Linked DNA regions of Homo sapiens: region 1 is linked to region 2. Evidence: read pairs that join two places in POLR2A ChIA-PET (ENCODE). Cell type or tissue: PC-3. All regions are shown on one strand. Each heading gives the region's core, and the rest is flanking DNA. Links, peaks and the distances in the headings are about the cores only.

Evidence for each region. ChIA-PET counts read pairs that join two places held together with the same protein. Peaks named below come from ENCODE experiments on the same cell type or tissue, not always from the same donor. Only the 100,000 strongest peaks of a DNase experiment are listed, where the experiment ranks them.
Region 1: POLR2A ChIA-PET joins it to region 2 with 13 read pairs; 2 of 35 experiments call an interaction of 5 or more read pairs at or near these places.

The regions. Positions count from the first base shown.
Region 1 is chr18:50,108,288-50,124,368 of GRCh38, forward strand. The region is part of intron 1 of MYO5B (myosin VB); the gene reads right to left. Among named protein-coding and RNA genes, the nearest start is that of MIR4320, 10 kb to the right of the region's middle. In PC-3, for the core only: no CTCF peak of the experiment used is centred there; no DNase peak of the experiment used is centred there; H3K27ac peaks cover 454 bases.
Region 2 is chr18:50,209,764-50,225,844 of GRCh38, forward strand. No RefSeq gene overlaps it. Among named protein-coding and RNA genes, the nearest start is that of MYO5B, 23 kb to the left of the region's middle. RefSeq lists an enhancer at 9,276-9,325. In PC-3, for the core only: CTCF peaks have their summits at 9,202 (motif pointing right) and 9,404; no DNase peak of the experiment used is centred there.

The DNA of each region.
Region 1 (16,081 bases), core at 4,749-12,748, 100 kb before region 2:
AGCTTTGTCTATAGTTGAACTTCACAGAAGTGTGTACTGTTTTATAGTTTGAGTCTTCTGCTCTGCATTAAGTGAGATATGTTCATGTCCCTATGTGTTGCCAGAGTCCATTCATTCGCGCTATTGTGTGCTATTCTAGTACATGAACAAACCACAATGTATTTGTTTTAAATATTGATGGTGTTTCTCCTATGTTTTTAACATCGAATCAGCTGAGTCCACACAATTTCAACATGATTGTACTGAAAATACCTGGGTACCCAGAGCAGAAACAGGCCAAGTTCTCCAGGCAGCCTAGACCGGCTACATGTTTCACAGAAGCCCAAGAACAGGAAACTATGCAGATGGACCCCCGACAAACATGCATCCTTGACAATCCACAGTGCCTCATAAGGAGGTATGCAGCAATTATCTCGGGTTCTAATAATAAGGCCTTGCTGTGTGCTGATAAACCAGAATCAGTAAAAAATATGTAGTAACTCTACTATTGAGGATACCAGGTATGTAGATAAAAACTGATTATCTTTCCCCAGCCAGCTCTGAAGTGTTCAAGTCTAACATGAGGCTATATGTGCTGCTTCCATTATACAGCTGGGCTAGCTGGGTGAGGCAACCCTTTCCTTTCCTCACACAAAATACAGTTCACCTGGCTTTGAATGACCCCACATGCTAAAACTGTCTTCTCTGAACCAGGCTCCAAGAAGAATAAAGTCACTGGGGTGATGATACCAAGACTAGCTAAATGGACCAGGACTAACTGAAAATTGGCACTGAGTGATTTTTAAAGCCCTAGAAACCCTATCTTCCCGTCCCACCACTTCCCCTATCCACAGCTTCCACCAAACTTCCACTGAAGAACCACGATAAGAAAGTTTCCAGTGTCAATACCCTAAGAGGGCAAATGGCAACTGAATCCCAGCCAAGACTAGAAGCTACATGACAGACCACATACCTTTCCAAGAAAATGGAATTTGTTACGGGACCAGCAGGAAAAACCATGAGTGCTAGGCACCCAAGCCGGGAGACAAGAAGACATAAATTATGAGAAATGCCCCCAGAAGAGTTCAGAGGTTCACAAAACATGCTCTGTCACCAACTTGTCAATCTTATCACAACTGGTCCGCTGGTCATGATTTTTCTTTTTTTTTTTTTTTTGAGACAAGAGTCTTGCTCTGTCGCCCAGGCTGGAGTGCAGTGGCGTGATCTCAGCTCACTGCAAGCTCCGCTTCCGGGGTTCATGCCATTCTCCTGCCTCAGCCTCCCAAGTAGCTGGGACTACAGGCGCCGCCACCATGCTTGGCTAATTTTTTTTGTATTTTTAGTAGAGACAGGGTCTCACCGCATTAGCCAGGATGGTCTCGATCTCCTGACGTTGTGATCCACCTGCCTCAGCCTCCCAAAGTGCTGGGATTACAGGCATGAGCCACCACGACCAGCGGTCATGATTTTTCAAAGGCAGCAGAACCAAGGTAGGCAAAGGCACCCTCATCCGGCCAACGGCAGCACCATGGTGAGCTACATACAATGCTCAGTATCCACCGCCCTCCATACTACAACATAAACACCCAAAGCAGGCCTAAAGCCATGTGAGAACAAGAACAAATCATGTCACTGCCCTGTTCAAAATCCTCCACGGGTTCCCCATCCCAGCGAAAGTCAAACCCTTGCAGCAGCCTCAAAGGCCCTACCCAGTCTGGCCTCTCTCACCTCTCTAACCTCATATCCTACCCTCTCTCCCCACTCCCTTCACTCAGCTCCAGCCATAGACTTCCTTGCTGTTCCTCAAAATCACCAGGCCTGCTGTGCCTCAGGCCTGGGCACCTGCTTTCCCTGTCTGGAATGTTCTTTTCCCAGATATCCACGCTGCTTCCTCCCTCAAATGCTTCAAGTGTTTGGCCAAACGTGAACTTCTCTGCATGGCCTCGAATTTCACCATCACCTCCCTCACCCCATTTCATGTCTCCTTTCTCTGCTTTATTTTCTTCTCCTGGCAACAACAGCATCTATGCCCTAAATACTTTATCCTGCTTATCTCCCTCACCATGAGATAAGCTCTCTGTGGCCTAAACCCTCCCACCTTCCTCCCTCATTTGCTCCAGGTATGCCCAGCAGCTGATAGGCACTCAAGGATTTGGAAGATAGTGCTTTCTCTCATTTTATACAAGAAGAAAGTGGGGTACTTGGTTGGCAAGATTAAGCACCTTGCCCAGTACACATTACTGAAAAGTACCAGAGCCAGGATCTGACCCTAGGTCTGTAGAGCTCCAAAGCAATGTTCTGAATCCCTCCTGCCTCTCCTCTTAAATGTGCTTTCTTTATCCCTGAGTGCATGTCACTGAAACTCACCAATCACACTCCATAAATGCAGAATGTTGAAGTATAGGGCCAACTGAGGACGGAAGTTAAGGAACCAAATTTTATTCATTAGTAAACAATTTCCAAATATGTCTGTAGCATGGATTAGCGAGAATGATGAGTTTAAGGGCTATAAACCACCTAGAAGATCTAGACAAGGTAGAGTATGAGTCTGTTAGAAAAATAAAAATAGAAGCATAAAAATTAGATAAAGGAGAAAGCAGGCAAACACCTACAGATTCAAAGAATGCCTTACTGAATACAAAACATATCAGAAGAAGATCCTGCAATCATAGTGTACCATAAACAGAGAGCAGCAGATAAAACTACTTTAAAATGTTCACAATGATAAGATTTCAACACCATTGAGATTTCTCTTCAGAAAGTCACTTAATTCCCCTCTCATAAGGTTAACGTTTTCATTCTTTGGTGGAGACTATATTAAGGAAATGGCAAATAGGCAAAAAAAGAAGAAAGGGATAATGCTCAGATTAGCTCAAAGATTACTAGAGTGGGAACAGAGGCTGTGTCAACTCAGTAATGTTGATGCCTTGGTAATTCAGAGGTATGTAATGAGGCCAGCACTGAGGGTTGCACTGCCATCATTTATAATCTGTAGCATTTTTTGCTAGTGTCAAAAAGTTAAACTGCAGTTATCTCACAGAAGTAAATTCTATTCATAAAACTACAAAATCTCTACTCTGCAAAGGGCACTGAATAGTAAATTATTTTGTTAGACAGTCACAGATTGAAAGATACACACCCATGTCAAGATTATAATTTAAACTAGTAGGCAGAAAAACAGATCCTTCTGGTTCTCATTCTCTTTGAAAGTTCTGGGGCAAATTCTCCAGATTGTATCTCTCATTCAAATACATGTTCCTTGGGTAAATTTAGATAAGACTGAATTCAAAAGAAACAGGCACCTGCTAAAACCCTATCTTCCTTAAGGGGTCAGTCATGAACTGAGATCTATAATGGTTATTGTTGCTTTTATTGCTGTATGTTTGCAGAACCTTTTGCAATTATAACCAGTAGTTATTAAGGTCCTTAAATTCTCTGCAGTTTATGCTGATAAAGGGATCTCATTAAGGTAAAATAAAACTACGTTTACTAACTGAACATTGGGACTGGAATTTCTAAGTCTTAGCCCTTTCATTCATTTCTTTGAACTTCTGAAGACTCTGCCTCTTATCAACTCATCCCCTCTTCCTATAAGGCACCTTGAGCACATGAGTCACCTGGAGACTTCAATGCACTGCACCTACTGAGTACCTACTATGTGCCAGGCAAGCTCTGAGCACTGGAGCAGAGAAGGAAGAGACAAGATCGCTGTACTAATGGAGGTCACATCCTAGTGGGGGAAACAGGCAAAACCAGATACAGAGACATCTGCTATGAAGAAAAGTAAATATGGTAAGGGGCTTGGAAACAACCCAAGTGGGCAAAGGAAGAGAGCTATATTAGATCGAGTAGTCAAAGAAAGCCTCTCTAAGGAAGTGGCAATGGAGAAGCAACAGGACAGAAACGAGAGAGCAAACCTCCTAAATATTGAGTAGGGAAAAAGTATAGTAAAGAGAATTGAAGCCCCACTCCTGAGAGATCTGGGCTACATCTAGGAATCCATAACTGTAGCGAACCAACAAAGCAACTGCATCACGGCTCCAAGGGGCTCCTTTTGAGAAACACTGCTATTAAGGATAAATATGGAATCCTCCGTACCCAACAATACTGGCCCATCAGAGCAGCAAAGCATCAACACCAAGACGTCCCCATCAAGAGGCAAAGGCAAGGCTCCTGCCGAGCCACCCACCCACCTGCCCACACCCAAATGGGGCTCCAAAGACGGCCGCATGGGACCCCCATGGCGCCTTAACCAGCTGAGCACCACCAGCCCTATCTGCCTTTGAGCATGCATTGTGCATGACACTTGAGACTGGTTATGCCCCACGAAAAACCTTTTTCTGTCTGCTCCAAGGCAACTCAGGCCCTTCTGGTACATACACAAGAAAACCCCCACTATATTAAGTCACTCCCTACTGGACTGAAGGTTTCTAAGCTGGTACACAGTAGCAGCTCAGTAACTGATGAATTATAATAAATAACAATGACTAATGACAGTAACATCCCTATTGTCAAAATGTTTGTGAAAATGAACCAATTTTCAGCAGTGTAACATCCAGTATAGCAGCTTTCTATTATACTTTCAACACAGCAACGTATTTTAAAAAAAATTGGGTCATTTATTTCAATAAGACATTTGTTAGCACAACACAGTCATTAAATCACAAACACACAATCCTGTCACCCACATTAAACTTTAAAATCATTCCACATAATGAAGGTTACATGGACGTTGAGTGCCTGCTTATAAATAACGCACAATTAGAACACTTTCTCATCTCCAAGAATTAATCGTTTTTCCCTGAGACCTGTTTCAAGTGTGCCTCAATTCCCTGCCCGTCCCCACCACCTACACTGCTGAGTGTGAGGAGGCATCTTCTGTAGTTTCCCATCCATTCTCAAAAAATATTTGCTCAGTACCTGTAGTCAGCATTGTTCTAAGTACCGGGCATAAAACAGTGAACAAAAAAGACAAAAAGGCTTCCCTGCCCTCAGGAAGCTTCGCATCCTAAAGCAGTATCAAGGGGTGCTTTGACATAAAACCAAAAGCCTTGCCTTCCCTCCCAAGAGTCACTGATGCCTCCCTGTGATGCTGTCGTGATCATTTTTGCCAGTTGCACTGTAGGGCTCACCATGGTTTGGAGGCAGATAACTACATTTCACATTTGTGTTAAGATGGGGGACAACTGAACGTTAGAGAAAACACATTGCTGGACCATGGAACACTGCTCTGATATGGTTTAATTATTAAAGTTAGGAAGCTGCTATCTCCTTTTCTTTATGCCTGAACATCAAGTGTGGCCTCGTAATTATCAGGCGCACGTACAAAATTGCAACTTATTTCTGTACATTAAAGAATGCTCCAAAAAGCATCAACTACACAAAGATAGGTACTGTGGGGCCCTGAAGGGTTGAAGTTAGTGTGAGGGTCTTTTCTCATGGCAGAGTCCATCAGTGAGAGCTGCTTAGAGGAGCCCCCTCTTACCCACTCCCCTTTCTGGCTTTGATTGTTATGCTCACCAGGAGTGACTCAGGCTGCTGTTCTTATCATCCAGGCATCTCAAATGCTATTTTAAAGTACATGGAAGTTTAGCTTTTGTCCAAAGCCTAAAGAGCTGCTACACCAATTGAAAAAGAGAACACACAATTAACTCATTTTATCGATTTCCCAAGTTAAGTTCTTAGACTGAACAAATGGGATCAGATTTCAAAAGATTAAACTTCCATCTCACAGCCCCATTTAGGGCATTAAAAATCTATCTGCCACCTGAGCTTGGCTTTGTGGTTCTTTGCCTCTTCTCTTTAAATCATGTTAGATTATTTCCTTTGGCTTAATGTCGGCCCTGTAAGGTAATAAGCAGTTGCAATGAGGAGATGGTATTATTTTACTGATGAGTAAACTGAGATGCCAGCCAGCAAAAGTTAAAAAGAAAAGAAAAAAATTAAAAAAGGTGGTAGAGGTAGAACTTTGTTTCTTTAAACTGCCGTGCTGTTATAATACTGAGTTTATGTTATGTAAATTTTGGAGAATGCACAGAAAGTCAAGTCATGGCTGGGCAAAGAAACAAAGGATGTGCCTGTCTCAACCATGGCCCAGAGCTTCAGCTTAAACTAACTCTCAGCCTATTCAAAGCCGCACTGACTCCTCCAAGCTAACCAAGGCTCCTCTTGGGAAAGGGTGCCCACACAATCCTCAAAGAACCCAGAGGTACAGCCCGGCTTCCCAGGATAGCTGCCTTCTAATTAAGAGGTAACTTAGGCCTTGGAGAGAATCACATTTATATAATAAAGTTACATAAACTGTTCCCAATTCAGACATTTGTCTGAGCTGGGCAAGCATGTTAAGTGTCAGCTGACTCCGTCAGAGCCTCGACACACGCTGCTCCAGACGGAACTTGGCAAAGAACTAGAGGACCAGAAATAAGAGTTCATCCTTCTACTTGAGTGGCCAGCACCGCTGCATCTAGGAGCAGAACAGCAATAAAAATGGAAGGGCAGGAAGTGTGGGGAAGACCAGTAATGCTGGTGTTACCTCCACAGGTGGAGCAGGTGTGGTGGTTGCCCCCTTGATAAAGCCCATGACAGGAGGCAGTGCTGCCCAAGACCTTGTTTATCTGTAGAACCCTCCTCCAGACCAAAGTTGGGTGAAGCCACATGGCAACTTGCCTCCTGCTTTCACACCCAGGAAGCTCCCAGTTGCTCCAAAGAACATTTTGAAAATCCAGACATAGCAGAGAACAGAGACGAAGCCAGAGGACAGCACCTTTCTGATTCCACAATTTGATGGTCCACTCAGTGCTGAATCTCAGTTTGCATCTGCCCACCACTTACACCTGTCCCCACACTGTGCCTTCCTCCTCTCTGCTCCATCATACCTGTCCCAGTCATGCCAACAGCTCTCCCAGGGATCCTGATCCCCAAGGTGGGCAGCCACCTGCACACTGTGTTAGGATACTCTCCAACAGCATCCCATGAGCATGTCTTAGCTCTTCAAACACACCACAAGGTCCTCTCCCCTACTCTTCACAATACTCAGACAGCAGTGAGCCCTTGGCTAATCTTCAGAAAGTGTCTATGGAATTCAATCTTACGGCTAGACTTCACTAGCCTTACATAACAGAAGTCAACAGTTATGCAACCCTCTCCCTTCCTGCAGAACTTGCATTCCTCACTTACCAAATTATGTACGGAGCACCTACCAGGGCCAGGTCTTGTGCTAGGCTCTAGAAAGTTGGTGGCCAGACAAAAATAAATAAAACACACACACACACACACAGAGAGACACACACACACACACACACACACACACACACACACAAACTGTCCCTATCCTCAGAGCTGACAGTTTACTAGTAAAGCTGATCAAATCCCCTTATGGTGGGAGTCTAATGATTAGTATGACTTCAGAATCTTACAGAATAGTCTAGAGCCACTTAATAACCAGCTCCAACATTTAAATCCCCATTACCGGATATCTGGCCTCATATGTTAGGGAATTCTTAAGGACAGTGTATGGGGAACAGTTTCTCTGGTCAGGATTCTGTGGGTATGTGGGAGGGGGGAGGGTAGTGGTAGGTAAAGTTCTGGATTTTTTTCATTGTTTAAAAAGGTAGCTGTTAATGGCTGCTTGCCTTCTACTTTTAAACGAACAGGTTTTGAATGTTTCCAGTTATCACTAATCATAGATGCATGAGGAAAGAAACTAACAATGCAACACCATGGGACCTTTACTCCCTAGCCTGTTACCTTTCCATCCCCCCATCTCTTCAGGGTGTAAGACACTAACCAAAATGGTTTTCCTAAAAGAAGGTTTAAAATGGATCACTAAACAAAATTAGGAAAAACTGAAAGTCTAAGACAGACTCCTAAGAGCAATCATGTCATCCCTATGACCCTAATAGACCAAAGTTTTCGGCCATGGGCATGGCTACTTATCTTTCACCATCATCCCCCTACGTGTGGCGATCCATGCCCACAACAGCCTTCTCTCTGCAGTATAGGCGGAGTACTTGAGGGATGGAGCAGCCTGATCACTAGTCAACAGTCATCACTTGGCACTCTGCAGTCAGTCTGTAGAAGAACTTCACTGTTACTAAATGAACACCTGGGAAGCAGGATGCTTGTTCCCCAAATCCAAAAGAGGAAAGCTCAGGCATGAGCTGAGAAGCAGTTCTGCCAATAAAGAAGATAGGCTTAACTTTGCCTACCCAAACTGGAATCATTCCCCTCTGTAGCAAGAGACAGCTTCAGATTTAAATCCAAAAAAAGAAAAAAAAACCTGCTGCATCTCTTGAGTTCTCCAATGTGCCAAGTTCTCAATTAACCCAATGGGACACAGAAGGTGAATAAGGCCGTTCCTAACCTCAGGTGGCTTAACCCTTGCTCTGGTTTGAACAGCTGTTCTCAAAGTGTGGTCCCTGGATCAGCCGCATAGCTTCACGGGGGAACTCGTCAGAAATGTACATTCTCAGGCCCCACCCAGACCCACTAAATCAGCAGTCTAGGGTATTCAGGAGTCTTTAACAAACCTTCTGGGCAATTCTGATACCCACTAAAGTCTGAGAACCACTGAGTTACCAAAAAAAAAAAAAACCAAAAAACAAAAACCACACACAACATCAACAATGAAGAATCAGCATCTGTGATGTCATTTAGCTATGAAGGTATTTCCTACATAAGACTCACATACCCAACTTTTTTGACAATGACACACTGTCACAGCACATAAGTACTATTAAGTACGTAGCAGCAATTGACATTTTGTTATGAGATAAACATTAACCCTATCTTCTTTGATAATAAGCAATCTCTGAATATTCATCTATATTTGGTAGCTCATTTCAAAAATGCCCTTTTTTGGTCAAGATACGATTATGTTCTTTGGTCCCAATTTGGGGTGATTAAAAAAAGCAACTTAGGTGAATATGAATATGACCAAGCCCCTATAAAAAAGGGCAGCAGTAAAATTTCTACAAATAAGTCTAGAGAGGAAACTTCAAATTCTCATTTAAAAAAAAAAATAGCATGCTCATGAATTCCAAACTCTATGGGTTTATTTCTTCAAGGCTCTTCCAGGAAGACCCAACATTCCACACCTTTGTAAAGCCTGTCTAAGGCCTGGAACAGCACTTCCAGCCCCATGAACAGATGAGGGACAGGCCTCCATGATCTCTAAGCACAGCAGAAGACATTAGTTATGGAATTTTCAAAGTTTAGATTATATCTTTCTATATACCATATCATCGCCCCCTTTCTCCCTGGGAGTCTTTCTTCCTCTCTAGAGGAAAAACTTGTAACTTACAAAATGGGAGAATTAGAATACCTACTTGTTCCTTAAATGCTCTAAAAGCCGAGAAAAAAAAAAGTGCATTAAGAAAACAGGGCCATTATTCTCTATCCATAGGTACCAGCAATTCCCAGCACAGCAGGAGAGAAAGAAAAGCTACAGGCAGACCCAAACAGCTTCCCAGCTTCGGCTCACAAATGGGAGTGATTTTGTTGCTAAAAACATCCCTCCTCTCTCAGACCCCTCAGGCCTGAGCCCATAGAAGAGGTCTCTGGCTTATATAATACCACCACCACATAGTACGCCATGCTTGGGTCCAGGGGCTCACGATCTGGCTTTACACAGTAAGCACTTACTGTATGAAAGGAGCAAAGTCAGTGCTGGGCAGTCCCATCTCCTCCTGAAACTGTGCTCCTGCACTGCCAGATTTCACATGGAAGTGAAAGGATAATAAATTCAAGTGGATGACAGCCATACATTACCACCGGCCTGATGAAAATGGCCTTTTTATTAGTGACTCAGCCTCCTTCACTCAATGCAATCAAGCAAATGTTTGCCAAATGATTGCAACTCAGTAGGATACAACTGCCCATCCACCCGCCCCCAACTAAACCCTGAGACCAGCTAGCATGACTGTCTCAGTTTGCCCAGAACTTCCCTGGCTCAGCAACAAAAGGCTGGCAAACTAGGATGGTTGGTCACCATAGGACCAGCAGACCTATGGCTGCCGCTGCAGAAAAACAAATCTTAGATAGGACCGCATGTGTCCAACCTGAAGCCCAATGAGAGTTGCAGAAAGAGGTTGTCACAGCCTTTAGTAACTTAAAGTCAGTGTCTTTCTGGTGAAGAGCACTCAATTAAGAGCTAGAAGCCTAGGTTAGTAGTTCATATGCATGCCCAAATTTGACAGTCTCCTGAAGGGCTTAACTACAGCACAGAGTGCTGATCCCCAGGTCTGGTGTGGGACTCAATTTGCATTTCTTTTTTTATTATTATTATACTTTAAGTTTTAGGGTACATGTGCACAACGTGCAGGTTTGTTACATATGTATACATGTGCCATGTTGGCATTTCTTTTTTTTTTTTTTTTGAGACGGAGTCTCGCTTTGTCGCCCAGGCTGGAGTGCAGTGGCGCGATCTCGGCTCACTGCAAGCTCCGCCTCCAGGGTTCACGCCATTCTCCTGCCTCAGCCTCCTGAGTAGCTGGGACTACAGGCGCCCGCCACTATGCCTGGCTAATTTTTTGTATTTTTAGTAGAGATGGGGTTTCGCCGCGTTAGCCAGGACATGTTGGCATTTCTAACAAGCTCCCAGGTGCTACTGTTTGTTGCTAGTCACAGACCACACTAAGAGTAGTACCAGCTTAGACCACGGCTCACCTATAACCAACTGAGAAAACCTGAGTCAACTATCAACCTTCCTGGGAAGCCATTTAACCTCTCTGGTCTTGTCTCTACCTATAAGATGTAAATGATCAAGAGCTCTTCAAATTCTGGACTTCTAGAATAGTGTTTCTCTAATTTTAGCATGTATAAGAATCACCCAGAAAGAGATACCTGGATTCTGTGGAAACAGATTCCTGGATTCCTCCCCACTTACTGATTCTGCAGATCTGAGGTGGGGCCCAGGAATCTGGATTATAACCAGCTCCGGGTGATGCTGCAGAGGGGCCCACATGGAGCTGCACTGTTCTATCCCAGACGAGGGGCTCCTCCAACAGCATTTATATTGATTTTAAACATGAAGCTGAGTAGCAATTACCCTACAGGTTTCACATCCTTCAGCTTCCTATTCTTGTAATCCTCAACAAATTCTGTTTTCTCTCCTCACTCATTACACCAACAGCTGCATTCCATCTCCCTCAACTTTTTGTCTGTGGATTCAGAGATTGCTGTCACTGCAAACAGAGTAATCTCGTGGGCTGTAGAAGTTTTCTGTTCAATGATCTATCCAGTTCGCATGACAGGGTCAGAGAGAGACAACTGGAAAGGATAATTTCCTCATCCTGAAGATGAGAAAGAGGGAGATTCCGGAGCTTTCCCGAAGTCCCAGGGTCAGTGAGCGGCAGGAATTAGTTCATGATCTCCAGCTCAATTATTCACATGTCTCCTTCTCCTAAGGGAGGGATGTATTAAAGGGAAAACCTCATCAATATAAATCAGCCCGAGTTGTTCATCGCGCCACTTATCACTGAACTACACTCCAGCTCTTTTTCAAGTACTTGTCCCAGAGCTTCAAAGAAAATTTTTAAAGAAAATAAGCTAGAGAAGGTCTTGCTGAAAAAGGAAAAAAAATTAGTTTGCTGTGATACCTTCTGAGAAGCACAAATATTTTAAATGAACTGGTGAACTAGACCCTTCCTCAACAGTGGGCTAGAACCAAGAGAGAGGGGCAGCCCTCTCATAGCTCCAAAGTTGAATATTGTGCTCCCTGGGAACATATTTAAAAAAAGGTCTAGCTTCTAGCACATACGGCACTAAAAAAGGCATTAAACAGAAACACCACTGTGTTCTCCACAGAAAGTGGTGTGTGCATTTACAAAACTTAAGTATTTAAGCAATCCACTTCAGCATTTATGATATAGACAGAAGGAACAAAGACTTATCGAGCAGTGCTTTCAATTTTAATGCCTTTTGGGGGCCAGAAGTATAATTGGTCAGCTTCACAACCTTCACAGTGTTCTTCTCCTCCAGGAAGCACCGAGTGTAAATGTGGAAGACTCAAGTGAGGTCTGAAGACAATGTCTGCTCGAGATTGGCTTCCCAGAGCCATAGGTTTCTAGCATCTGTCTTCTGAACCCCTTGCCTGACTCACTAAAGGTGAAACATGGAAGGAGATGCAGGCAGCAGGAGGGTGACCCCTCAATTCTCAGGGCAGTGTTGGTCTGCGTTGCTGGGACCCAGAGAATCCCATGTGAGGTCTCAACGGGCCATGTCCTAAGGAAGCACACCTACGAAGTGGAACTGTCAGAGCCACTAGGAGCATTTGTCTACCGTCCTCAGCCCTCTTCCCCCAGGGTGGTATGCAGAATGCCCTGGACAGGAGCCAGCCAGCAATCCAGGGTCCCAGCCTGGCCCTTCTGAGTAAGCTGCTCGACCTCAAGCAGGTCATAGCTGAGCCTCAGCTTCTTTGTATGTGATATGGAGACAATAATCCCTGCTTAGTCTAGGGGTGGAGAACACCTTGTGCCAGGGTAAAAGGCTACCTCTGGTTTTAGGGGAGTCCCCATTCTTAATGTACACCCCCAGGCTGGCCCACCTTCACAAGAGCAGCTGATGAGCACTGCTACTTCCTGGTCAGCTGGTAGATGGTGAAAGCTGACCTGCACGCCATTTAAAAGGCTTCCAATGTTTCAGGAGCTTCTAAGGCCAAACTCCTCAGCTAGAGAATGAAGGACTCTTCTATCCACCTCCAGCCTGCCCTCCAGCCCGGGAGTCAGCAAGACCAGCAACTTACGGCCAGTGCAGATGCACCTGCTCTCCTCTGGGCATTTTCAAACCCCACTCCCATATCTGAGATGCTTTCCCTTCTCCTCTGTTTCTCAGTCCTCGAGGCCTAGTGTGGGTTCCTCCTCTGTGAATCCTTTCTGTCCTGAGAAGTCTCTTTCCTTCCCTCTGTGAAACTTTCCCTGAACTCCTGCAGTAGCACCATCAGCCCCCAGCGTGCCCACGTGGTCTTCATTCCAAAGCTTGCGTTATCTGTCCCTTCTAGATTATAAGCACCTCAAGGCCTCACTTATTTCTTCACTCCAGTGTCCAAAGTGGTCTAATAAACATTGCTAGAATACATACACTGGTAGCTTTATATAGTGAGACAATTATAGTATCAATGACCTTCTTAAGTAAAATTCCAAGTCTTGTGTATGTCTTTCTAAACAAACTTAGCATGTGAAAATTGGATTTACCTAAAAGATTTATCAAAGGGCTCTGTGTAGCAGCATTCACCAGAGGACTCCTTTAAATATCAAGTGCCCCTGCATTAAAACAGGATTCAGTTTGATATTTTTTCAGGAACTCTCAATTTACTGAGAATTAACTATCACCAATGGAAGGCATTCTTCAGAACTCACTATGATCAGGGCCTGCCCTGTGTGCCTCCTCACTTCATCATTCAATGTAAATACAAAGCACCCACTTAAATGGTCACAGGGACAAGAAAAAGACCCTATAGCCCCACAAACCCAAACAGGCACTGTCTTCACTAATGCCCAACCACTGCAGCTGCCACAGCCTCTAGCCCAGGGATACCTCCAGCAATGTAGGTCCTGACTCATGGATCTACTAGCAGACAACCAAAGACTGCCAGGACCCCATGCAACTACCAATAACAGCCCTTTCTCACTGCAATCTGTAAAGTCTTTGCTTTTGACTAAAATATTTGAAGTGGACATCACCCTTTGTTTCCTTTTTCCTACTTCCAAGATTCACACTGGCTATGGAAAGTTCATGAGGCTTGCAGTCAAATAGGCAGGACTGAACCGACCCCCAAAGCTGCTGCTTTGCAGCCATGCAACCTCAAGTGCATAATTTAGTCTCAGTCTGTTTCCTCGTGGAAAAAGCAGGGTGCTGTGAGAACTAAACATAAAGTACAGAAAGTACCAGAACACTGGGCACAGATGAGGCATTTGCTCAATGACAATTTTCGCCACCAAAACACCCTTCTCCTAATCACACAAATTCATTTTAAAAGCCACTAAGTGGTAGGATATCTGCCCTAAGTAGAAATGTGGTTCTTCTTTGGTGGCGCTTAATTTAAAAACAGAACCCTGGCCAGGCGTGGTGGCTCATGCCTGTAATCCCAGCACTTTCGCAGGCCGAGGCAGGCAGATCACTTGAGGTCAGGAGTTTGAGATCAGCCTGGCCAACATGGTGAAACCCTGTCTCAACTAAAAAAAAAAAAAAAAAAAAAATCAGCCAGGTGTGGTGGCAGGTGCCTATGATCCCAGCTACTTGGGAGACTGAGGCAGGAGAATCCCTTAAACCTGGGAAGCAGTTTGTGCCACTGCACTCCAGCCTGGGGGAGAGGGAGAGAGGAAGAGAGGGGGAGAGAGAGAGAAAGAGAGGGAGGGAGGGAAGGGGGGGGGAGAGAGAGAGAGAGAGAGAGAGAGAGAGAGAGAGAGAGAGAGAGAGAGAGACTGACTGCATCTCAAAAATAATAAATAAAAATTAAAAAATAACAGACCCTGAAATGCAAATCAAAACCACAATAAGACACCATTTTACATCCACTAGGATGGCCTCAATAAAAAATAAAATAGAAAATAAGGTGTCAACAAAGATGTAGAGAAATTGGAACCCTCAGACATCGACTGCTGATGTGAATGTAAAATGCTGCAGCTGCTGTGGAAAACAGCTTGATGTCACCTGAGAAAGCTGAACACAGAATTACCATGTGATCTAGCAATTCCACTGCATGCTATATACCCAAAATAACTGAAAATAGGTACTGAAATACTTTTCTATGAAAGTGAATGGCAGCATTATTCACAACAGGTAAAAGGTGGAAACAACCCAAGTGTCTATCAGCTGCACAATGGAGAAAATGCGGTACATCCCTACAACGGACTATGTTCTCATACAGCCTACTATGCAGGTGAACCTCAAAAATATGCTAAGTCAAAGAAGTCAGGCACAAAAAGTCACATATTATATGATTCCATTTAATATGAAATATCCAGAATACACAAATCCATAGACAGAAAGCAGATTAGTGGCTACCAGGGGCCAACAGGAGGGAGAAATGGGTACAGGTCTCCTTTGTGGGTTATGAAAATATTTTGGAACTAGAGAGAGGGAGTGTTTGCACAACATTGTGGATGAACTGAATACTACTGAACTGTACACTTTAAATGGGTAATTGTATATTATGTGAATTTCACTTCAATTTTTAAAAATTGGCCAGGTGAGGTGGCTCACACCTGTAACCCCAGCGATGGAGGATAAGGTGGGAAGATTGCTTGAAATCAGGAATTCGAGACCAGCCTGGGCAACATAGCAAAAACCCATCTCTGCAAAAAATATAAATAAAAATAAAAAAAACTAGCCAGGCATGGTGGTGCACCGTACAGTCCCAGCTCCTTGGGAGGTCAAGGCTGCAGTAAGCCATGATCGTACCACTGCACTCCAGGCCTGGGTGACAGGGCAAGACCCTGTCTCAAAAAAAGTTAAGGCTCTATAAGATGATAAAAGGTTTTCCACTTTTCAAAGAAAGATATAGAGGTGTCACTCTTTTGCAGTCATTCCTCAAATACCTACTGGAAGCCTGCTACACGTAAAACACCAGACAATGCTGGTACTTGCCCTCATATATCTTACAGCCTAGTGGATCATTTGTAGCATCAAATACTTTATGTATATATACGATACACACACAGATACATGCCGTCCACAGAAGGCATCCTTTTCTCCCAGTCAAAGCTCAGTGAGTCTTTTGAGTGACTGCAGATATGCCCATAATTATGTGTCTATAAATAAGACCATTTCCACCATGGGCACATTATTTGTGCTTTTGCGCTTAGTAAATCTGATTAAATTCTCATCTAAAAATTCAACAAAGTCACACTGCACCCTATGATTAACACACAATGTCCTTATAACCTATGTGCAAATACCAGATACATCCTCCGATAAGATGGCCTCACTTAAATTGGGTCTTGACAGTGCAGAGAGGTTCTGGTAACTGAACATTTTATTCTCGAAGCTTTATAGACTTCGTTATAAAACTGTGAGATTCTTTCAGAGTTTTCCAATACACAGTGCAAAACATTTTCCTCAACATGTGGCTTATTTGGTTGAATAGACAATCATTCCCAAAGGG
Region 2 (16,081 bases), core at 5,498-13,497:
TCCCAGGCTGAGTGTTGTTCCTGGGGTGTGACCCCCACCGTTGTCCTTATGGCCTCCTATCCCAGGGCTCCGAACACTTCCTAACTCCAGACATGCCATTGGCCAGGAATTCTCCTTCCTGTTTTCTAGACCTCCCCATGCACACACCCTCTAAGGGTTTCCATCTCACTTCGTAAGGACTTTGCCTTCTACTCTGAGTGAGATTCAACTCATGGATCTGGAAACAGACAGCATCTCACTCAGGGTACACAGCAAAGTCTTTTTACAATGGCTTGGCTCCAACAGCCCCCTTATCCCCTCCTCTCCAGTCCCCTTGCTGTTCCTTGAATGCCTCATGGTCTGGCCAGCTTCAGTGCCTCTGCCTTTCCTGGCTTCAAGGTTTTCACCCTCTCACCTTCTCAGGGGTCTTCTCAGTGAGGGCTTCCCTGCTTGCCTCACTTACATTGCATGGCCCCTTGGCACTCCACATCCCCTGGCCCCTTTATTTTCCTCTATGTCATTATCACCATCTAGCATATTATGTATTTATTTGGTTATTTTTTTCCCAATCCCCTTGCTAAAATATAAGCCGTTTTATTCTCTAACTTGTAGGGACTTCTTCAACTCCAGCCTGATTCTTTCCAGCATGCAGGATAGTTTGGATGATGTCTTGGTTTGCCAGAACTGCCATAGCAAAGAACCACAAACTGGGTGGCTTAAAATCACAGAAATTCATTCTCTCACAGTTCTGGAAGCTGGAAGTCCAAAATCAAGGTGTCAGCTGGGCCAGCCTCTTGAAACACGCAGGGAAGAATCTGTCTTTGCCTCTTCCAGCTTCTGGGGGTCTGCCCACTATGTTGGGCTTCCTGGGCTTCTGGGGTGTGACCCCCACCCTTGTCCTTACGGCATCCTGTCTAGATGCAGCACTTCAGTCTCTTCCTCTGTCACAGATGGCGTTCACCTCGTGCATCTGTGTCTCTCTGTCTGTACCCCGCTTTGTATAAGGACACCACTCATATTGGAGTAAGGGCTCACTCTAATCCAGAATGATTTCTTTTTTTTTTTTTTTCCTTTGGAGACAGAGTCTTGCTCTTGTTGCCCAGGCTAAAGTGCAATGGCATGACATCAGCTCACCGCAACCTCTGCCTCCCAGGTTCAAGCGATTCTCCTGCCCCAGCCTCCCGACTAGCTAGGATTACAGGCATGCGCCACCATGCTGTATTTTTTTTGTATTTTTAGTAGAGATGGGGTTTCTTCATGTTGGTCAGGCTCGTCTCAAACTCCTGACCTCAGGTGATCTGCACGCCTCATCCTCCCAAAGTGCTGGGAGCCACCTCGCCCGGCCCCAGAATGATTTCATCTTAGCATTTATATCTGTAATGACCCTATTTTCAAATAAGGTCACATTCCAAAGTACTAGCAGTTAGGACTTCAACATATCTTTATGGAGAGATACAATTCAGCCCATAACAGGTGACGTCTGAGGGTGGTTTTGTCCAATGGCAGTTCCGTTCCACCAAGACAAAGATACGGGGCTGGAGATGTTGTTTCTGTTTGTTTGTTTGTTTGTTTTTTTAAATAGAGATAGGGTTTCCTATGTTGCTTAAGCTGGTCCTGAACTCCTGGCCTCAAATGATCCTCCCACCTCAGCCTCCCAAAGTTCTGGGATTATAGGTGTGAGTCACGATGCCTGGCCAGCTGCCATAGTTATATAAGACACAAAGTCTTCCTTCCTTTCTTCACCCATTTATTCAACAAACACTCCTAGAGCCAGGCATTTGTTAAGCACTGCAGAACAAAAAAAAAAAAAAAAAAATGATAGGCAGGACCTCTACCCCAGGGTGCTCCCAGGCTAGTGAAGAAAAGCAAATAACATCACTACGTGATTAGTCCCAAGAGAGCCCACACAGACGGAGGTGGTGCCCCCGCTCCAGAGCCATCTATAAGCACCCACCTGCTGGTGCCTCCAGTAATCTTTGCATGCCCACCCTTGCCAGCCTGGGAGTGTGGGGAGGCATATCATTTAGGATTACATTTTTATGCTCTAGCTAAAAGTTTATGGTCTCCTTCTATTTTAACATGTGTTACTCCATAAATTAGGCTGAAAAATCCTCACACATCTAAGTTGTCATCGGACTCAAGCATTTTGCCACTCCTGCTCAAGCTGATCTTAAAGCTTATTCCGCAAGTGGTTGCAGAAGTAACTGTCCAGCTCCTGGCTCGCCACTCCTCAAACCCCAGGAACCGCTCACAGCAAGCCAGGCCCCAGGAGCTGCACAGTTTTAAAGGCAAAGTCAGTAAGTGGTCCCACCCAGTCTTGATGCTCCTCTCCCCTTGAACTTTACTCTACTTCCAGTAGTTGGGATCCTGTGCTATTCCTTACAACAAGCCTCTGTCAGTCTGGTCATATAACTCAATCCTTCTCTTGTCTCTAGTGCCCTCATCTTTATCCAATTCCCTGTTATGTCCAGGTTTCCTGGAGACCAGATTCACCGTACTCATCACAGTCTTCCCTCCATCTCTGATCTTATCTGCACACCCAGGTTTCATGACTTGGTCCCAATGTTTGCAGCAGATTCTCCTTGATGCCTGGACCTGCTCATATCTTGCTTCCAGATTCCTGCTGCTGTGATTTGCTCACCTGTCAGGATTCCCGTTAAGCATTGTTGGGACCTTCCCAGACTTCTTGCTTTCCCCAGGGGGCATCTGCCTGGATTTAGCATCAGGGGTTCTTAATCAATGTCCCAAGGCACACTAGAGGCAGCACTGTGAACTGTCCCTGTTGCGCCACCAAATGTGATTATGTAAATCACATGCCTCAAATGGAACACTTATTTTTGTTACCACTGAAGATACAGTTTTATGAACATGATGCCACTTGCTTCATCCGGGAGGTAAGAAATGGGATAAAATGTTTGCTAGAACATTCCAGGCTGGGAGTGTGGACAGTGCACTCAAGCACTCTACGCACATCCTGGTGATCAAGTGAGCCTCATGCTAGCCTGGATGCTTTTATAGACACTTGGAAGCATTGTGAGGCCACATAGTAATGGCCGAATTGTAATCCCCGCTGACTTGTCTAGCGATGTTTTGTGCCTTTTAATCCCTGCATATGTGTCAACAAATATTCTGATATTTAAAGTGTGACTTGAGACTGGATATGGTGGTTTACTCCTGTAATCCCGGCACTTTGTGAGGTCAAGGCAGGAGGATCACTTGAGCCTAGGAGTTCAAGATCAGACTGGGCAAATGTAGTGAGATCCCATATCTATAGAAAATGAAAAAATTAGCTGGGCATGGTGGCACACACCTATAGTCCCAGCTACTCAGAAGGCTGAGGTAGGAGAATCGACTGAGCCCAGGAAGTCAAGGCTGCAGTGAGCTGTGATCGTGCCACTGCACTCCAGCCTGGGTGACAGAGTCAGACCCTGTCTCAAAAAAATTACATTAAATTAAAGTGTGACTTGAAACCTAGACCAAAGAGTTCAAGAAACATAACAGGGTCAGGTTTGTCCTCCCGTAACTGAGCCCTGGAGCCATCAATCAGCCCCTTCTCTCTGAAGTTAATCAGTAGCATGGACTGGGATAGTGCTGGGTACATGGAAACCACTATCAGATATTGAAATGCATGTTCCCTTGACCAGAAATTCCACTTTAGGAATTCACTTTCCTGATATACTCATAAATGTATATATATGGACTTTCATGTATATGTATTCACTTTCCTGATATACACACAAATGAGTCAACTGTGTGGATTTATTCCCAGCAACATAACTGGAAATAACAAAAGCCTGGAAACCACCCACATGTCCATCTCCAGGAGTGCCCTGGTGGCACAAAAACCTAAGGAGGTTTGTCTATGGAGGTACTGGCCCACATCTGGGTCATGGCCGCATCAGAGATTAGTTTGCCAGAACATTTCTGGTGAGGGTAGGGCATTTGCACACAGGACAGAGACAGGCTAGCTTGAGGACAGAAAAGAAAGGAGAACTAGCTGGAGTTGGAGGGAGGTGGTAACTAAGAGTCTCTGTGGGAGAAAAAGGGCATGAAAGGCATGCGTCCAGGAGTGGGACCCTGCCCACTGGGCAGCCAGGAGCAGCTTTACATACTGGGCTGGGAAGAGAGACAAATGGCATAAGAGGGGAGGGTGTCTGAAGGCGGACACAGGAACTGACAGAGAGAAAACTTGATTTTTATTTCCCCATTGTAACTTGGGTGGCTGGGAGACTCCTCTTGCAGGAAAGAGAATTTCACTGCTAAGTGATAGAAGAGGCCACCTCTTCCTGACAGCGGAGATACCTGTATTTACCCTTGATTTTGGCCAAAAGGCCAAGAAGCAATTGGAAATGTCTGTATTTAGCACACATTGTTGGGAAAGCGCATTCAATCTGAGTGATTTCGTCCCTTGCATTTTTGCTGCACGTGAATTTCTCTAGTTCTTGGCCCCAGACTTGGAATTTGACTAGTAGCATTTACCATGAAATGATTTGTTATTTTTTTTAATTGCCCTAAATCCTTGCCTGGATCCATTTTTCCCTCCAGGGTTTTCCACAAATCACTCTTGAGCTGCCTCCAGCACCTCTCATCTGACTCTGCAGTTGGTCCTTTAAGAAAACAGCTGGGGTGGCCACAGCTGGCTCCTGAGAGAGAGGCCTTGAAAGCCAGGTCCTGCAGGGGCAGAGCAAAGTAGCTCAGTTTCCAATGCAGGGAGAGGCATATGCCCACATGCATATTAGGGCATGATTAGTGGCATGCTAAGTTCACACACATACACACAGACACACACACCCCAGGCTAGTCCACTGCAGACTGACCACTCTGCGAGAAAAAAATGGTACCTCTCTCCCAGTCTTGCTTACACTGTAGCTGTAAATGTAGAGTTGAGAATTGAATTCATTCACCACTCCCAGACTTTTTCTTCTCCACCTCCTCTTCTTCCATATGGCTCAGGACCATTAAGCATTTATTCAAAGCCAACCATGTGCTCGGTGTTCATTTTAAATACATGGCCACATTTTCACATGAAGATTCCCACCAAAATGGGATTTTTAGTTTTTGCTTTTGCTTATTGACTGAACTACTTATTCCCTGCCAGTGATTTAAGAGACTATAAATCATGTAGTTCAAAATTCTGCAAGCCCCCAAAAAAGTTTCTAGAAGCACCGCTTCAGCGTGGCACCTTAGAAAGGGCATGGAATTTGGAGCCAAATATGCTGAGTTCAAATCTTGACCTTCCTACCTGTGCCATCTGGAGCCAGGGACTTAGTCACTCTGGTCCTGGGTTTCTTCCTTTGTAAATTTGTTTAATAATCTTTTCCTACAAAAGAATGGATACACTGTGGCATACTGAAACACAATGAAACATTACCCAGTACTCACAAAGAATGAGCTGCTAAAATATGCAGCAACATGATGAATCGCATAGACATTATGTTGAGTGAAAGAAACCAGGCACAGAGGACTGCATTCTGTATGATTCTGTTTACATGAAGTCCAAGAGCCAGTAAGATGAATGGATGGTGTTAGAAGTCAGAAGAGTGGTTATTTCTGAGGGTACAATGACTGGAAAGGGGCGTGAGAGAACCTTGTGAGATGCTGGAAATGCTCTGTATCTTCAGCTGGTGGGGCTATACAGGAGCAAACATAGGTAAAACTTCACCAAGCTGTACACTTGACACGTTTTACTGCATGCATGTTATACCTCAATTTAAAAAAGGAAAAGCATCCCTGTCTAGTGCCTATGGGCTATGGTGAGGACCAAGTAAAACTAGACAGGCTTGCAAAACACCAAACAAATGTGCATTGCTATTGTTAAGGAATAATGATGGCATCAAAAAGATGTTAGATCCTTGAGGGAAAAAAAAATTGTTCTTCCAGACCAGAATGAACTTAACTAGGAATAGAAACTGAGCACTTCTGGGAAATTACACAATTTCACTGGAAGAATATGATACGTATTATGGGCTGCAATGCTTCAGTTGTTGAGATGCAGCACTTAGCATTTGTAGAGTGCCAGCCCTCTGCTGTATCATCTCATTTAATTTTGCAACAGTCAAGGCGGGGTTGACTCTGCTGCTCTGGATAATATGGCCTCTCGACTGGACTTCGACGCTGCTAAGGCTCTGCAGGCACCCTGCTGCCTGTTACTAATGGTGTGGCATCCTCTTCCTTAAGCTACGAGTCCAAATGATTACCTCTAATAGTGTAAACAATACAGTCAAGACCGTGCCCTTAGTGAGAAAGGAGGTGCAATAGGTTGGTTATGAATCATGCCCAACGTGGGGTCTGCAGTTACTGAAATTCTGCAGGCAATTAATTTCTCTTGAAGTCTGGTGAGATATAGGAGACTCCCTTTTTCTCATTTGTGAATGGGTCTTTCTGGTCTGTCTGAGAATGAATGCTCTGATCTCCTGCCCCCAAGATAGATTTCTCCAACTGAGTCAAGTCCATTTCTCACTGTGACCTGCCCCAACACTCAACTCCAAATGCCTTCTTCCTTCTCTAGGCCATCGACAGTCCACCCAACCTGTAAGTCCAGCTCCAGTGCACCTTTTTCCTGGAAGACTTCCAGAACTGATGGTCCCAGCCATGATAAACCTCTCCCTTTTCCAAAAAAACCCAAGCAGCAGTGGCGTGACTCTAAAGTGTGACTTGCATAGTACCACCCTCTGTCAAGTTACCAAAAGCTCCTCCTCCAAGCCACTCAAAATAAACACAAAATCTAAACAAAACAGCATACTGCTATTCAAACGCAGCCTCAAGAAACATTCCGTAACACTGTCTTCCAGCCAGATGCCCTTTTAAACGCAGGCTACATACAAATTCTGAAGCCTTCTTAGCACAAGTAAGTCTGTTGCATGCACTTACTGTATTTCACACTCATTAGATACTGACTTGCATTATTCTTAATTATTTCTTGTCCTAGGTTTTGATCTTCAGTGAGACTACAAATTCCACCAGGGCAGAAATTATGTCGTTTTTACTCTGTATGCCCCATAGGGCTTAGCAGAGGGTTCACACAGCTGAGATTGCACTAGTTACCAAAAAGTTTTGAGATGCTCTGCTAAAAATATACTATATACATTCAGCAAATGAATTTTATTCATATTATTTGTGGTAGCAATGCTGATAATGATAATGAATACTTTTTAGTGTCCTTATAATTGTATTTGTTATTGATTTCTCCAGTTGTTAAGTGCAATTTATAAAAAGCCAACTGGACTTTAAACTGCACTGATGCTATTTTCCAAGGTAGTTTTGTACTTTTTCATTACATGTTTAAAAACTGTACTCAGCACATTTTGTAGGCTGATGAAATAAACTGCTCAAAAAAATAAAAAGAAAAAAAGGAAAGAAAAACCCCACTGGCATCTGTAGCATTCACGTTAAAAAACATGTTTCATTTCCAATCACACACCTCCCCAGTTTAGAATAAAGTTATTTCCCCTTCTGTCCAAATTGCAATTGCAATTTATTTACACACTGGGTAATTAGTGTTTTTCATATTCTTCCTTGAGTGGACAGCTGTGAGGTTAGTATTAACCCTGTCTATAGCACAGGTTCACTGTTCTTTATCCAAATCCCTCGGGGCCAGATGGGTTTTTGGAATTTTGCATTTTTTTGATTCTAGAAAGGTGGTATGATGCCTAAACTATAGATTTTATAACACTTCCTGCCAGAGCTGGGGTGGTGGCCGGTAATCAAAATCATTAATAGTGCTATAGTAAAATCTAGTGAGATAATTTTAAGTAGCTTTACTCCTGTTCAGGTCAAACTTTGCTGCTAAATGAGGGTTGGCATCACACCTTCTGGTTTCAGAGCGTTTTGGGTTTTGCAGTTTTGAGTGAGGGCTGGCAGACCCTGGCTATCTTCTCCGGTGTACATGGACCAGGATTGGCTTCGGGATTTGTCAGAGATTTCAGATCCAGGGCCCCAGCAGCATCACATCTTTCATTCACCTGGGGATTACAATTCAATGTAGTCAACATTTGTTGAGGGGTTTCTGTGTGCCTGGCGCTGTTCTAGATGCTGCAAGAGATTTAAAGGAGAATGAAATAGGTCTCTGTATTAGTCAGCTTGAATTGCCATAACAAAGTTCCACAGTCTAGGTGGCTTAAACAACAGACATTTATTTTCTCATAGTTCTGGAAGCTGGAAGATCAAGGTGCCCGCAGAGCTGGTTTCTGGGGAGTCCTGTCTGCAGTCTTCTCACTGTGTGTGCAAGAGAGAGCTCTGGTGTCTCCTCCTTTTATAAGGACACCAGCCATTTGGAGCCCATTAAACCTTCATAACCTCCCTGAAGGCTCCATTTGCAAATATAGTCACATGGAGGGCAGGGCTTCAGCAGATGAATTTTGGGAGGATACAGCTTAGTCCCTAGTACCCTTTCCCTCCGACAGCTCATGGTCTAGTAGCGGATGTAGGTCGGATCCCAGCTGACCTGATAAAAAAGAGAAAGAGCTGGAGAGAGTAGGGTGGCAGGCAGCCTTTAGGATGTCTGGGTAGCCTGAGTAGATGGTGTTGAGTTGGGCTCTCAGGAGAGGAAAGGCTAGAATCCACCGGGTGGCTGCAGGAGGGAGACAGCACTCTCAGTGAAGGCTTAGATGCGGGGAAATGGTGGGGCTGTCCGTTTGGAGACCAGTGACTGTCAGTTCAGCACAGCTGGATATGGGTTGCTCAGATTATCACAAAAGTGAGCTAACAGTGGCCTCTGTGCATTGGCACCAAGGTTGTTTATTTATTTACTGTTGGCTGAGACTCATTAGATCAGCCCGCTGACACCATATGCAAATGTTGATATATTCAATTTTAAATATAGCCCAAACAAGCAAATGTTTAGCCATCTAGAGCCTGCCTGCTTTGCATACCCGGTGCAACTTCATCCCACAGCTGTCCCCTGTTGATAAGATAGGCCTGGCAGTAGTGAGGTCCCAAACAGTGTGGCCCTGGGATCTCTGAACCCAAAGACACCACACTAGGCTGCCTGGTGATACATCCTCCTGTCTCCAGGAGCTCGCCTGTCCTCCTCCCCTTCTGGATGGTGGCCCCCTCATCTCCATAAACCTCCAGGGCTTATGTGGGGTTGAAGAGCGAGACATTTTGCCCCTTCCTGTCTTCTGGTCATTAAGTTAAAGATCACACCTTTGACGGTAGGTTTCCCTCTGCCTCTCTGCCAGGCTTAGAGGGATTTGAGGCTGATCAAGGAGAAAGATAGGACCACAAGGTGGCAGCAGCAAACACAGGTGCTTAATAGAGCTTTGGACAGGGTGGCTTAGGAGGGAGTCCCTCACAGCCTCTGTACGCCTCCCCACCTGGTGTGGGGGGTCAGTGCCCCTAGAGACAACCCTTGACCAAAGCGGGCAAGAGTGGGGAGATCAATGCCCCAGCATTGTGCACTTGTGCACTTCAAACTTGAGAGGCTTTCTAGACAGTTCCTCAGCAGGTCCCCAGGTGCAATGAGACCCAGTTATCTGCAGTGACAACCTCTCTGTAGCACATTCTTGTCATGGTTCCTTCCCTGCAGCCTCCCTACCTCTGCTTCCTGGATCACTGACCACATAATCTAACTGCACCCAAGTCCTCATCTCGGGCTCTGCTTTCGGGAGAACCAAACCCAAGATGAGTTCTCATCTATAAAGGGAAGGATTTGAACTAGACACCCTCTCAGGTCCCTTTCAGCTCAGATTTTAGGGAAGAAAAATGAATCCCAGAAAGCCCAACCTGAAGTCACACATATAGGGCAAGAACCTAGCCTGAAACTGTCTCGCTATGTCCATTTTCCCAGAACTATATCTACAAAGTCATTTCAAATAGAAGTCTCACATAGCAGTGCTTGGAAGCACTAAGCTAATAACCCTCAGCCTCTACCCAAAACACATGTCTTAGCACTTTACAAAAAAAAAAATGAAATTTGGAGGAAGCTTAGGCTCTCAGAGCCCTTGTCCAGCTGACAGCTTCACAAGAGGCATAAATGGAATCATATCTTTTTACTGTTCCCTGCGCTAACTGCGATAAAATTCCAGTTATCTCAGGGGCCTTTCTAGAGAGGAAGGTATTCTTTTTATTAGATGAAATTCTCATCTATATTCTGAGAGGCTGTTTGCCTCATATATGTAAGGCAATCAAAATATCAGAAGGATGGTTTATAGAAGGAAAAATATTCATCCCTGTGTGTAATTTATGAAATGTGCATGCATTGGTGTATTTGATGGATCTGCACCAAATGCTATGTTAGCAAGCATAAAGGTTTGGACAGAGACCACAAAATGATGGCAAGGGAGTGAAAATGCCAAGAGCATTGCTAAACAGCAAGCCTTAAAGGGCATATTGATTGATTAAGAGTACTTTGATACCAAATTAGATTTTGGTAAGAAATCATGATAGTATGTGATGCAAAAAGTTATTGGGGGAACCCGCCCCCAGTATTTCAATGTAGGTTCTTTCTATTTTCCTAAGTATCAGCCAGCTAAGAAATAAAGAGAGACAATATAAAGAGAGGAATTTTACAGCTGGGCTGCCAGGGGTGGCATCACATATCAGTAGGACCATGATGCCTGCCTGAGTCTCAGACCAGCAAGTTTTTATTAAAGGTTTCAAAAAAAGAGGGGGCGTAAGAACAAAGAGTACGTACAAAGATCACATGCTTCAAAGGGCAAAAAGCAGAACCACTGATAAGGGTCCAACAAAGATCACATGCTTCTGAGGGAACAGGGCAAAGGGCAAAAGCAGAACCACTGACAAAGGTCCGACAAAGATCACAAGGCAAAGGGCAAAAGCAGAACCACTGACAAGGGTCTATGTTCAGTGGTGCATGTATTGTCTTGATAAACATCTTAAACAACAGAAAACAGGGTTTGAGAGCAGAGAACCGGTCTGACCACAAATTTACCAGGATTGAGTTTTCCCAACCCTAGTAAGCCTGAGGGTTCTGCAGAAGACCAGGGCTTATCTCAGTCCTTATCGCAACTGCATAAGACAAACATTCCTAGAGCGGCCATTTATAGACCTCCCCCCACGAATGCATTCTTTTCCCAGGGTATTAATATTAATATTCTTGCTAGGAAAATAATTTAGCTATGTTTCCCACTTGCATGTCCATTTATAGGCTCTCTGCAAGAAGAAAAATATGACTCTTTTTGCCTGACCCCGCAGGCAGTCAGACCTTATGGTTGTCTTCCCTTGTTCCATAAAAATCTCTATTATTCTGTTCTTTTTCAAGGTGCACTGATTTCATATTGTTCAAACACGCATGTTTTACAATCAATTTGTACAGTTAACACAATTATCACAGTGGTCCTGAGGTGACGTGCATCCTCAGCTTACGAAGATAACAGGATTAAGAGATTAAAGACAGGCATAAGAAATTATGAAAGTATTATTTGAGAACCGATAAATGTCCCTATTAAGATGAAATCTTCACAATTTATGTTCCTCTGCCACAGCTCCAGACGGTCCCTCCGTTTGGGGTCCCTGGCTTCCCGTAACATCTCTCCCTTTCTTTTTATATAAATGTGCCATGGCAATGAAGCCTTGTTCGTTCTCTCGGTTTTGACACAAGATTCTTTGACTGGTCCAGAATACTAAAAACAAGCCGATTAAACAGAGAAACATGATTCCAAAATTTACTACAGTGGGCCCCCAATAGACTTAATCCAAGTCGTGGGGTTTAGTCCAGAAAGACTTTGTGCCACCTGCTCTAACGCCTCAGCTCCAGGCACAATGGATAAATGAGCTTGAGAGCCTTCAAATATTTGTTTCTTTAATTTAGTTATGTCCAAGGATAAATTATCTTCCCTACCCAGCAGGTGCCCTTTGACCATTTCCCATGAATGATCAGTCGATCAGTCGATCAGTCTCATTGTAGGAATATGGTGTGATACAGAAATCAGAAGTATTCCAATCACACTGCATTTGCATGCGACGTTCGAGACTCATTAGCCGATCTCCAAGCCAAATAACAGACTGTCTTAAATCATTAATTTGATTAGCTAATTTTTGATCAATGCCCTGTGAGAATTCCACATTTGGGTGGAACTGGCTTGCCAATCATTAACAAAATGAGCCATTTGAATAGATTGGTGTAATGCCACTCTGGCAGTGGTGGCCAGTGCAGTGACTGTAATTAGGCTCATGATCACAGTGATTAAAGTGAAAACAAATCTCTTAGATCTTTTGAGAATTTGTTGTAACCCTTCATTAATTAAATGTACTGAGGGGGAAGATTCCCAAGGTCTGGGTAAAGTTACCAGTATCCAGATTCCTTCTCAAGCTCGAACCAACATTACACTTTTCCTGAAGTCAAAATAGGAGTTAACACAAGTGTATAAATGACAATTAATGCATTGGACAGTTTGATTTTTCATCAAAATTTTGATATTTCCCACTAACAGCATGTAAGGAGGCTTAACACAACTCTGTATAGGAATAGTCAGGCTGGAGGTAAACAAAGCAGAATGTCTGAATCTATGTTGATACAGAGGGAGACGAGCAGCAGTGGCAACACTGGATGTTCTCCACCATAAAGAAGCAATCCAAGGTGCCCAGGATGCTGAAGAGGTAGAGGGGCATACCTGGGTCGAGAATTATTATCATAATGCCAATCGGAGTCCCATAAAGGAGGATGGGCATCAAAAAGAGGAAGAGGGTTCAAAGGGGATTTATCATGGGGTTCAGAATCACGGATGCGAGGGGCAGTAGTGGGGACAACAGACAGGAAAGTTTCCCCTTCTCATAATCATAGTCCAGACATGGCAATAGCCAATTTCCAAAGTTCTGGGTGTTCTGGGCTCAGAATGGGGAATATCATACGAGGCCTTGGCAGGGGTAGGGTAATGCCCTTCTCTTCCCATTTTAAGGGAAAGAACAAGCTGAACCTCCTATGCAAAGTAGGATGGTGATCCTCGTCCTCCCAATAAGAAATAAAATAAGTAGCCTCCAGGCATTCCCTTCTGCCAGAGGAGCAATTGCTTTTTAAATAGTCCTTTGGTGCCCAGTCTATTATTAAACCATATGAGTCATTTTTTAATCCTACTGCATGTGAGTTAACACAATCTTCCCAAATTAAACTTTTAGATAAGGCCCTCAAAATTTTTAGGACATGGTTTTCCCACAGGTTTATATCGAAAGTATGGGGTATCTCCTATTACTCCCCCTTTCATTTGTCTTAAAGGAGAAAGGGAGAGGCCAGAGACCAAATGTCTCCATTCCCCTGTGGCTGATCTCTTCAGAAGGTAAGCAGCCCAGACTTGAGTTTCTAGATGGATACAACCAGGTGCATGTCCGAGGCACAGAAGAAGGTATTTATAACCCATAGTAACATTAATTGCAGTGCCTTCTTCTCCTGGTTGAGCAGGGCAATGGTCATCTGTAGCTCCAGGCATCCACACACTATCATTAGTATAGATCTCTGCAGGAGCATCCATCTAGGTGAGAGGTCGAATAAGTGGAGGAAAAGGCACATAAGCCCAATAAGAATAATAATTTACCAGGGCTGAGTTTCCCCAACCCTAGTAAGCCTGAGGGTTCTGCAGAAGACCAGGGCTTATCTCAGTCCTTATCACAACTGCACAAGACAGATATTCCCAGAGTGGCCATTTATAGGCCTTCCCCCAGGAATGCATTCTTTTCCCAGAGTATTAATATTAATATTCCTTGCTAGGAAAAGAATTTAGCAATATGTTTCCTACTTGCATGTCCATTTTATAGGCTCTCTGCAAGAAGAAAAATATAGCTCTTTTTGCCTGACCCTGCAGGCAGTCAGACCTTATGGTTGTCTTCCCTTGTTCCATAAAAATCACTATTATTCTGTTCTTTTTCAAGGTGCACTGATTTCATATTGTTCAAACACACGTTTTACAATCAATTTGTACAGTTAACACAATTATCACAGTGGTCCTGAGGTGATGTACATTCTCAGCTTACGAAGATAACAGGATTAAAAGATTAAAGTAAAGACAGGCATAAGAAATTATAAAAGTATTATTTGAGAACTGATAAATGTCCATATTAAGATGAAATCTTCACAATTTATGTTCCTCTGCTGCTGCTCCAGCCAGTACCTCTGTTCGGGGTCCCTGACTTCCCGTAACAAAAAGTACCAGACCAAGACACAGGAGATTTCTTTGGGCTTCTGTTTCTTGCAAAGTCAAAGACAAAGACCAAAAAAAATTTTTTTCAGAGGCAGGGTCTTGCTCTGTCACCCAAACCGGAGTGCAATGGCACCATCAGATCTCACTACAGCCTTATCCTCCTGGGCTCAAGTGATCCTCCCATCTTAGCCTCCCAAGTAGCTGAGACTTGTTTCCAGACTATATAAACAACTCCTCCAACTCAGTAATAAGAAGACAACCCAATTAGAAAATAGGGGAAAAGATCTGAATAAATACTTCACAAAATAAGACATATGATGGGCTAAGGAGCTCATGAAAAAAATGCTCAACATCATTAGTCATTAGGAAAATGCAAATTAAAACCACAATGAGATACTTTCCACAGTCACTAGAATTGCCATTACAAGTGCTGACAAGGATGTGGAGAAACTGGAACCTTCATATATTGCAGTGGGAATGTAATATGATGCAGTCACTTGAAACAGCCTGGCAACTTAAGTGAAAAACACCATAAGACCTAGCAATTCCATGTCTACGTATCTAACCAAGAGAAATGAAAGTGTATGTTCACACAAAGATTTGCATGTGAATGTTCATAGCAGCCAAAACTTAGAAATAATGCAAATGTCCCTGAACTAGTGAATGGATGTGTAAACTGTGGTATATCCATACAATAGAATACTACAGAAATCAAAAGGAATAAACTACAGATGCATCCAGTATCATGATGAACCTCGAAAACATGTTAAGTGAAAGGCAAACATGAAAGAGTACATATTGAATGATTCCGTTAATATGAAATTTGAAGAAAAGACAACTATGGAGACACAAGTTGGTCAGTGTTTGTTTGGCACTGGGTAAAGAAGTCGGGTTTTGTGCAAACATGCACAAGAAAAGTTTTCGGGGTGATGGAAGCATTCTAAAACTAGATTGTGCTGATGATTGCAAAGCTCTAAATTTACCAAGAATCACTTTATAAATCACTCACAATGGGCAGACTTCATGGTATGGAAATTATACCTCAATATAGCTTTTAAAATACTGTCTAAAAGAATAAATTTCTCTAGAATTTTTACATAAAACATTGGCCGAGCTACTAGAAATAAAGCACTGTTTTATTTAGAAAGTAATATCCTGCAGAAAGCTTCTCTGAATATCCCATGGAGATGATGTAATGAATCATGTGAATATGCAGAAGAAAGATGAGCGTTTACCAAAAGGAGTTAATAGGTTTGATTTTTTAAAAAAGAGTTTCAAGATCAAGTAAGTATGAGTAACAGAGGAATAAACAAAGGTAACTAGGTTTCATTACTTTAGGGTTTCCTAGAGTTTTAAAATATTTCATTGTGTCTAATGACTCCAGGAAAATATGTAAATTTCAGACCTTTCCTGATTTGTTTTTCACAAAAAGTGGTATAACACAAGACATATTTTGATATATGAAAAACACAGTGCAGTGCAGAGGTAGAATGCCAAATAGAATACTGACGAGAATTACCCAGTAACTTGTTAATTTCTTTGACTTCATTTGGCTAACATCTCCAGGTTCACAGCTTGAGAGAGATGTCAAGTGTTTCCCACCACAGAGGCAGTTTACTGGTTTGTTGCTCAAACCAAAAGTTTGGAGTTCTATTTTATGACTTTCTTTCAAACCCTACACTCAACATGTACATCCATCAGCACATCTAGTTGGCTCTACCTTTAAAATAGAATCTGACCTCTCTCACAGTGCCCAAGATACAACCCTGTATTAGTTTTCTATTGCTGCCTAATGGTATACCCCAAAACTTAGTTGCTTAAACCACAATAAACGTCTGTTGTCAGTTTCTGTGGGTTGGAAATCAGGAACACCTTGGCTGAGCAGTCTGGCTCAGAATCTCTAATGAAATTGCAGTCAAGTTGTCAGCCAGGGCTGTAGTCATCTGAATGCCTAACTGGTGCTGGAGTATCTTCCGAGGTTGCTCGTGCACATGGCTGGCATGCTGTGCTGC